Linked DNA regions of Homo sapiens: region 1 is linked to region 2. Evidence: chromatin contacts called from ENCODE Hi-C data. All regions are on one chromosome and are shown on one strand. The core of a region is the stretch at or near the end of the contact, and the rest is flanking DNA. Distances in the headings are between cores, read along the strand shown. Region 1 holds the start of TMEM81 (transmembrane protein 81). Region 2 overlaps PIK3C2B (phosphatidylinositol-4-phosphate 3-kinase catalytic subunit type 2 beta).

Region 1 (3,810 bases), core at 96-2,595, 600 kb before region 2:
CTGTCTTCCAAGGACCTTTCTTCAAGTCTAAGTAAGTACGGTTGAATTCTTATTAGCCTTTTTTTTTTTTTGAATGAAGCAGCTTTAAAATTTATTAAATGCTCGTTGTCTCCTAAAGATAAGATGTTTCACAAAGTCTATGTAAGTCTTTGATTTTAATGTCAAATTTGAGGGTCTACTTATTAATCTTATGTGATTGAGAACTCCATCTTTGACATCATAGCTGTTTCATAGCAACCTTGACCTACGTGAATAATGAGCTCTATTCTGTAGGATAAAGGGAGTAGGCCAAGAGTCAGGGAGCATCATGCATCCTCTCACTCAAAATATATCTTCAGTATCCTTGGGAAGGAAGAGTGCCTAAAAGGGGGAGAGGAGCTGCCTTTAACACAACCTTAAACATTCTGATTTGAAAAGGTCATCTTGGCCCTTGTCTTTATGAATTTCCATTTCTATTTAAAATTCCTTACACATTGAACAGTGTTTCACACTTTACAAAGTGTTCTCACATACAGTATATCATTCAGTGCTCTAAGTGACCTTCCTCAGATAGGCAAGGAGGTCTTAAGTTACAAAGGAGGAAACAGAAATTCAGGAAGGGTAAGTTACTTGCCTCCTAGTCCAGAGTTCTTAATCCTTTTTATAGGAAGTTTAGGAACATTAAAATAATTCAAGTTAATCTTCCTTTTTTTAGACTTTAGTATTTGTTTTATTTGGTGACATTTAACTGGGGCTTTTGAAACCCTTAATTTAGATCCTAGTTTATAGAGGGGAAGGGGAAGGGTGAGGAAGAGTGTAACTTCACTATGCATTTGAGGTAATCTGGAAATTTACTTCAGTTTCTGAAGTCTTTTCTTCTTTGTCTTCCCAAGAGGTGGATTTAAAGTCATTAAGAGAACACGAAAACGGCCAGCGCGGTGGCTCATGCCTGTAATCCCAGCACTTTGGGGGGCTGAGGTGGGTGAATTGCTTGAACCCAGGAGTTGGAGACAAGCCTCGACAACATGGTGAAACCCCGTATCTACAAAAAATAGAAAAATTAGCCAGGTGTGATAGCCTGCACCTGTAGTCCCAGCTACCTAGGAGGCTGAGGTGGCAGGATCACTTGAGCCTAGGAGGTTGAGGCTGCAGTGAGCTGTGATCATGTTACTGCACTCCAGCCTGGGTTGACAGTGAGGCCCTGCCTCAAAAAAAAAAAAAAAAAAAAAAAGCGTGAAGACTAGTAGGTAAGGTGGTTATTTTATTAACAACGATAGTTAGTAAAGCAACACCATTGTGATTTTTTTCCTGCCTTGTGGCCTCACCTGTTTATAAGGACTGGACTTTTATTTATTAAGTTGTGTTGTTTTATTGACAATACATGCATCATATCTTTTGACTTTGAAGGATATCTCATGTCAAAGGAATCAAGTTATGATTTATAGAGGATTCAGCTGGAATACCTTGTGGGTGCTGGCTGAGGGTGGCAAAACGCCTACCGAGACATGAAGGTTTTAGCCACTAGTTTTGTCCTTGGGAGCCTGGGGTTGGCCTTCTACCTGCCTTTGGTGGTGACTACACCTAAAACACTGGCCATCCCTGAGAAGCTGCAAGAAGCTGTGGGGAAAGTTATCATCAATGCCACAACCTGTACTGTCACCTGTGGCCTTGGCTATAAGGAGGAGACCGTCTGTGAGGTGGGCCCTGATGGAGTGAGAAGGAAATGTCAGACTCGGCGCTTAGAATGTCTGACCAACTGGATCTGTGGGATGCTCCATTTCACCATTCTCATTGGCAAGGAATTTGAGCTTAGCTGTCTGAGTTCAGACATCTTGGAGTTTGGACAGGAAGCTTTCCGGTTCACCTGGAGACTTGCTCGAGGTGTCATCTCCACTGACGATGAGGTCTTCAAACCCTTTCAAGCCAACTCCCACTTTGTGAAGTTTAAATATGCTCAGGAGTATGACTCTGGGACATATCGCTGTGATGTGCAGCTGGTAAAAAACTTGAGACTCGTCAAGAGGCTCTATTTTGGGTTGAGGGTCCTTCCTCCTAACTTGGTGAATCTGAATTTCCATCAGTCACTTACTGAGGATCAGAAGTTAATAGATGAGGGATTGGAAGTTAATCTGGACAGCTACTCCAAGCCTCACCACCCAAAGTGGAAAAAGAAGGTGGCGTCAGCCTTGGGAATAGGAATTGCCATTGGAGTGGTTGGTGGCGTGTTGGTGAGGATTGTCCTCTGTGCGCTAAGGGGGGGCCTGCAGCAGTGACAGCTTCAAGAACTTAACAGCCTTGCTCCTGAAGAACTGGCTGCCCAGGAAGCCAAGCTAGCTTTTTAGGGGAGTGTTCCAGCTGCTGGTAGTGGATCAGCTTAGAGGGAACACTCCCACAGCCAAAAGAATGAGTGGGAGAAATGGAGGGGACAATCTCCTGGGAGCTATGCGCAGTAACCTAACTTCCTTATGTCCCATGGATCTCTTCCTGATCTTCCCTGCCCATTGGGTACCCAGGAAACTGCAAGCATTGCCTGTGTTCCTGGGAAGAGTTCTAAGAAGCTTGCATTCATTTTCTACCCTTTATGACTTGGATGCCTCCCCACCTCCATTTCCCCTCTTCTGAGCTGTGTATTCATGTAGAGGGATGTATTCAGCCTTTTTAGTGAACATTTTTTTTCAATAAAAGTAATTCACAGTAGCTGTATGGAGACCTTTTTCTGCTCTTCAGTTTCTTGTATTTATTTAAATTGTCCCATAATCAGTCTGGCTTCATTTTCCTCAGGTTTCTTAGAATAGACATTAAACCAATTGTCTGCTTTTGGGGGCAGGGGGTGCAGTGCATAAGCCTATGGCAGGGGTTGTTAGTAATGACATCCAACTCAGGTGTGTAACAGTCACTAAATATTAACAAATTGCCTGTTCTGCCCAGGTAAATCCCCTGTTTGGTATTAAATTGAATTTCTTGGCAAAACACTAGATCCTTCACCTGGTAGGTTTCCTCTTACCATTCAGACAGCACCTTGGCTTGCCTCCACTCCAGTCCTTTTAGCTCTTTCAGTGCCCTGAAGCTTCTATTCCTGGGAGGGTCAAGTATTGGTTTCTTACAGCAGCCAAGGCCCCCAAAGGAGGATTAGTACTTTGATTCCTCCATAGGAAATCCAGTCTTAAGACTCCGAGGCCATTCGGACCGTGTCTGAGATAATTGGCTTGTGGAACCATCAGGGAAAGACTCTTGGCCACCAGCTGAGCTAATTCTACTGAGAGAATTACAACATTTCTTCCTCTCACTTTTCTCTGACTACAGGAGGTAGCAGAAACCAAAGACCAGCGATTCTCTAGATGTGTGTTAGAATCATCTGGATGACCTTGTGAAAAATAAAGGTTCTTGAGCTCTAATCCTGACAATGCTAATTCAGTTTAAATTATGGTCAAAGGATCTCTATTATTTATTTTACTTTTAACTTGTAAAAATTTCAAACCCATAGAAAAGCTGAAAGAAATGTTTGGTGACCATGCATAGAACCTTTACCAAAATTCACCAGGAATTAACATTTTGTCACAATTATCTTTCTCAATATAGATTGATTTTGTTAAACCATTTGAAAGCTAGTCACAGACATTGCAACTCTTAACTCTTAAACCATGTATGCATCTCCTAATAAGGATGTTCTCTGTAACCACAATATCTTTATCACACTAAGAAAATTAACAATTTCTGGCCAGGCGCGGTGGCTCACGCCTGTAATCCCAGCACTTTGGGAGGACGAGGCGGGCAGATCACGAAGTCAGGAGATCGAGACCATCCCGGCTAACACGGTGAAACCCCGTCTCT
Region 2 (4,084 bases), core at 1-2,500:
GTTACACATGGTTTGTGTGATCCCTATGGCTTCAGGCCCCCAAGAGTGACTGTAATCTATTAGGGATTGCCTTGATATTTGAGGAGTTAGCATTAACTGAAGATATCCTGCTTTATCATTAGACTCTGAGTCTAGCTTGCTGGTTGAGGAACACCACGATGGCACAGGGACAGTGGGCTGGGCTGTGGGCACGTGGTGGAGAGCCTTCCTATCCCAAGGGAAGAAAGAAGCATGGCGCGGGGGCTGGTCGGCGCCTTAGCCGGTTCCCATGAATGGCTGGCTCTGCCTTTTTCTGCTTGACTTCCTTTGGCCCTTCTCAGAGCTGAGCAGGTGGCTGTCAGCTGCCGGCAGCCCACCACCCACACAGCCTGGCCCTGCCCATTGGCTCCTGCACCCAGGCTTACAGGCAGTCACCCCCATCCTCCCCACAGACAGCACCACCACCTGGGAGCTGCTGGCCCTGCCTCCTCTACTCTTATGTGTGTGATCCTTCTGGGTACTGGGGCTCTGGCATATCTGTGCTGAGTGTATACTTGCAGGGGAGAGCACAGGGCTGGGGCCAAGAGTGTTTCTGAGTATTCCCACCATGCCAGCCTCCCTTCATCGGGTCTACAATCTTTTCCCAACTCTGGAACAGCTCCAGTAGGAGAGACAGTACAAAGTCACTTAGCCTGAGTGGTCCTCCCTCTCATCTGGGACAGAAAGGAGGACCCTGTCTTCAAGACCAGAGAGAACCTTTTGGACATCTGAGAAAGGTGCTACCAGAAAGCACCCTAACAATCATTATAATTGAACAAATTGGAGACGCTTGCTCAAAAAGCCAGTGTCAGCCCAGCAAGGATGTCTTCCTTCTGGAGGATGGTCTCACTGGCATTATTCAGTGCTCTCTGGTCAGTCCAGTGCCTCTGCAGTTACCCCGACGTACATCCTCATCCCCTTGGAATGGGGCTGGGCCCTCGTTTGAAGTACGCCTCCACACTGCCTCCTTGCTCCTTGCAGACCTGGATGGGTTAGCCCGGCCCCGCCGAGCCCAGTGCAGAAGACCTGCGGAGGCAGCTCCTCTGCCGTGGCCTCTCCTGTCCTCTCTCTGATGAGCCCTCCAGGCAGAGCAGAGCCTTGTTGTTATGTTGTTTCCTCACTTTGGTGCCCTGGCTGGATGGGAACAGCTGGGACTTGCTTTATGGACTCTGCTGAACAGGCTGGCATCCTCCAGGGAGTTTTCCCCACCCACACAGGAATGAATCCTGCAGAACTGGATTCCCAAGGGCATGAGCTAAGGAAGCTGAACTGAGGCTGGAGGTGACAGTGGTGACAATCTGGGCCTTGCAGAAGACCTCAGTTTATAGGAAGCAAATGCTGTATCGAGGCAAAGCTGAGGAGGATGGTAGATGGGGGAGGCCAGGCCTAAAGAGAGCTACTGTGTCTTCGTCTCTAACTCCACCCATTTTCTGTGTCCTCTTTCAGAGGACCTTTGTTTATACTTCACAGCATCTACAGTATTTTCAGAGCGTTTAGGGTTTCCTAGGTGTTGCTTTTTGGAAATTCTGTGGTTGTTTTTCTGATACAGGATGGGCTGGTGTGAAAGTTGTGTGTAAAGAAGTTCCCTCGGTGGTCTCCTCAGCTGGAGGCCAAGGTTGGTCAGGGGAGGTCATCCTGGGACCTTCCCTGTCCCCCTACCTTTCTCTGGAAGGCCAAGAAAGCTGGAGGAGTCCCTCATAACTACCATGCCCTTGGAACCTGGGGTGAACTGGATGAGAAGGATTGGTTCTTGGGTGAGGGAAGAGGGGAGGAGGAAGCAGGAAGTAGGAACCAGACAGAGATGTGGCTGCTCTGGCTCCTGGGATGATTCCTGGGTTAGAAATACACGTACTGCCAAAGCTTTTCTTCCTTCTTTGCCAAATGTTCCATTCAGTTGATTGCCAGCTTCTGGTTCCTGACCCTGCAATCAAAATTGCCAGCTCTAGAGGAAGGAAAGTTTTTAGAGGAGCCACAAGCTGCCTCACCTCTTCCATCCTGGTCTCCTCATAACACAGAGCCCACAGTCTACAGGGTATGTAGCAGGAGCTATGATCTCCAAGGATTCTATGTGTGTGCATGAGACCAAATGGTTTCTGAGCTAGAATCGGGGTCTCTGAGTTGGAGTCAGCAGTGCATGCAGACCTGACTTTATGTAGCTGTGTCCCACAGGCTCCAAGCTTCTGTCCCTCTGATTGTCTAGGACCCAGAAAGACTTCCACTAAACTCTTGTGTGCACTTTGGCTTCAAATTAATGGAGAGTCCAGGGTATGGTATGCCCAGAGAGTAGAATAATGGAGAGTAAGTCCTGGTAGGAAATGCCAGACCATGTGCGGCTGCTTTAGTTTAGCTATAGAGGTCACTAGAGAGGGGATGTATAAGTGGGAAGAAAACACAAGCTGTTATTTTGTCTTCTCACATTTGGAACTAGATGAGAGGCACCCAGAGGGCACGCACACTAGAGAAGAGAAAGACCTTATGGATGCATGTGATTCTGTAATAGACCTGCCATCAAAAAAGCTTATAGAGCTGTATACAACCTGTGGGTTTTCCATAAGGAAGCAGGGATCAGATGCACATCTGTTGGAGGCTGGGGGAGCCGGCTTGCTTGACCTTAATACACCTCCCTGCTGTAGGAGTCGGATTCCTGGCAGTGTGTTGATGTTCCCTGTTAGAGCCGGGCTGTGGGAGGGGCAGTTGGAGCCAGCGGCATGTGTGTGGAGTGAGATGCGAGGCAGGGTCCCTGGCTGCAAAGGAGGTGGGATTGGGGGTATGGGTGAGTGTGGGTGCTGGGGGATGGACAGAAGTGGAGGTCCTCTCTGAAGAGAAAAACCTGGACACCAAAGGGTTTAAGTCCTAATGGCCTCTGACTCCCTGACCCTGCCTGTCCTTAGGGGAAGTGCTGAGGGTCCCTTCCTGGGGAAGTCCTAGAGCTGAGTCTCTTCCCTTAGTAAAATCTACTGAAAATCAGGATGCCCAAGACTGGGGGCTTGAAACCCTGCATATTCTTCACCGCCTTGCTTGAGAGCTTTCCATTTTCCCTGCCCACTGAAGATGGTCCAAGACATGCAGTACCTTCTTGCTTCCTGCTTTACACCCCAAGAGGGGATTGAATTCTTTATGTATGTGTCTGCCACCTTTGCTAGATTGTAAGCTCCCTGGAATTGTGCCATAGTCATCTGAATACTTGTAGTCTTTAGATATGTATGTGCCTGGCCTGGCATGTAGCTGGTACTCAACACCCTTTGGGATCCAATCTGTGGCTCAGGGTATGGGGAAGAGATGACCCAGACCCCTCTAGATTCTCCCAGTCCCAAGGAGAACAATTCTGTTAGGGTGCCTTCCAGCAAGACAGCAGGAACCCTCACCACCCACTGGCTCCAGTGGTGGCCCCTGGGCTCCTCCCTCTCTGGCACAGGGACTAAACAGAGCCAGCTCCACTGGAGGGAGTGCCCTCTCCTTTCTTTCCATCCTTTGACTCTGAACCATTGTGTCACTCTGTCCTGACCCCATTTCCTCCCCGGCTAGCCCTCAGCCATCTGTGGGCAGCTGTGAGACTGAGTTTGGTGCCTGGTGCAGCTCAGACCCTGGCACCGACCTGCTTGGCCATAGGCATGTCCTCTTGTTTCTTCAGCTGACTGGTGCTTTTTGGGGTGCCTCTACCCAGGTCTTCTTGTCTTCCTGAGAGTTCTGAAACCCTCTTCTGTGGGGTCAAACCTGGCTGCACATTTGAATCACTTTAGGGGCTACTGAAGCATCCAGCATCCAGGGACTCACCCTACTGAGTCAGAACTTCCAGAGGAGAGGTCGGGAATGTGTATATTTTTAAAGCTTCGCAGATGACAATTGCGGTCACTCAAATGTGGAGTGTGCATTAGATAATATTATTGTTGTCAATGTTAAGTTTTGTGGGTGTGCTCATGGCATTGTGTTTTACATAGGAGAATGCCCTTGCTCTTAGAGATTCAGGCTGAAGTTTTTAGAGGCAAAGTGTTTCTTACAAACACTTTGCAAAGGGCATCTTACTTTTAAATGGTAAAGCAGAGCAAGAAAGAGAGCAAATGTGGAG

What was found. A loop is a pair of places that touch in the nucleus more often than their neighbours do.
Region 1: a map with no recorded cell type shows a loop between it and region 2 (3-fold over the local background). The contact joins the promoter of TMEM81 here to the enhancer-like site in region 2. A Hi-C loop is called at or near these places in 1 of 37 single-sample maps with no recorded cell type.

What each region holds. Positions count from the first base shown.
Region 1 is chr1:205,081,995-205,085,804 of GRCh38, reverse strand. TMEM81 (transmembrane protein 81) reads left to right here and starts at 1,345. Exons shown (of 1, transcript NM_203376.2): 1 at 1,345-2,676. The coding sequence starts at 1,485. The coding sequence ends at 2,252.
Region 2 is chr1:204,476,962-204,481,045 of GRCh38, reverse strand. All of the region lies in intron 1 of PIK3C2B (phosphatidylinositol-4-phosphate 3-kinase catalytic subunit type 2 beta), which reads left to right. Among named protein-coding and RNA genes, the nearest start is that of PIK3C2B, 16 kb to the left of the region's middle. RefSeq lists enhancers at 458-517, 2,250-2,749 and a silencer at 3,591-3,885. Within about 2 kb of position 1,250, at least 12 of the 41 ENCODE cell types and tissues checked have a DNase peak (open chromatin) inside an H3K27ac peak, as active enhancers do.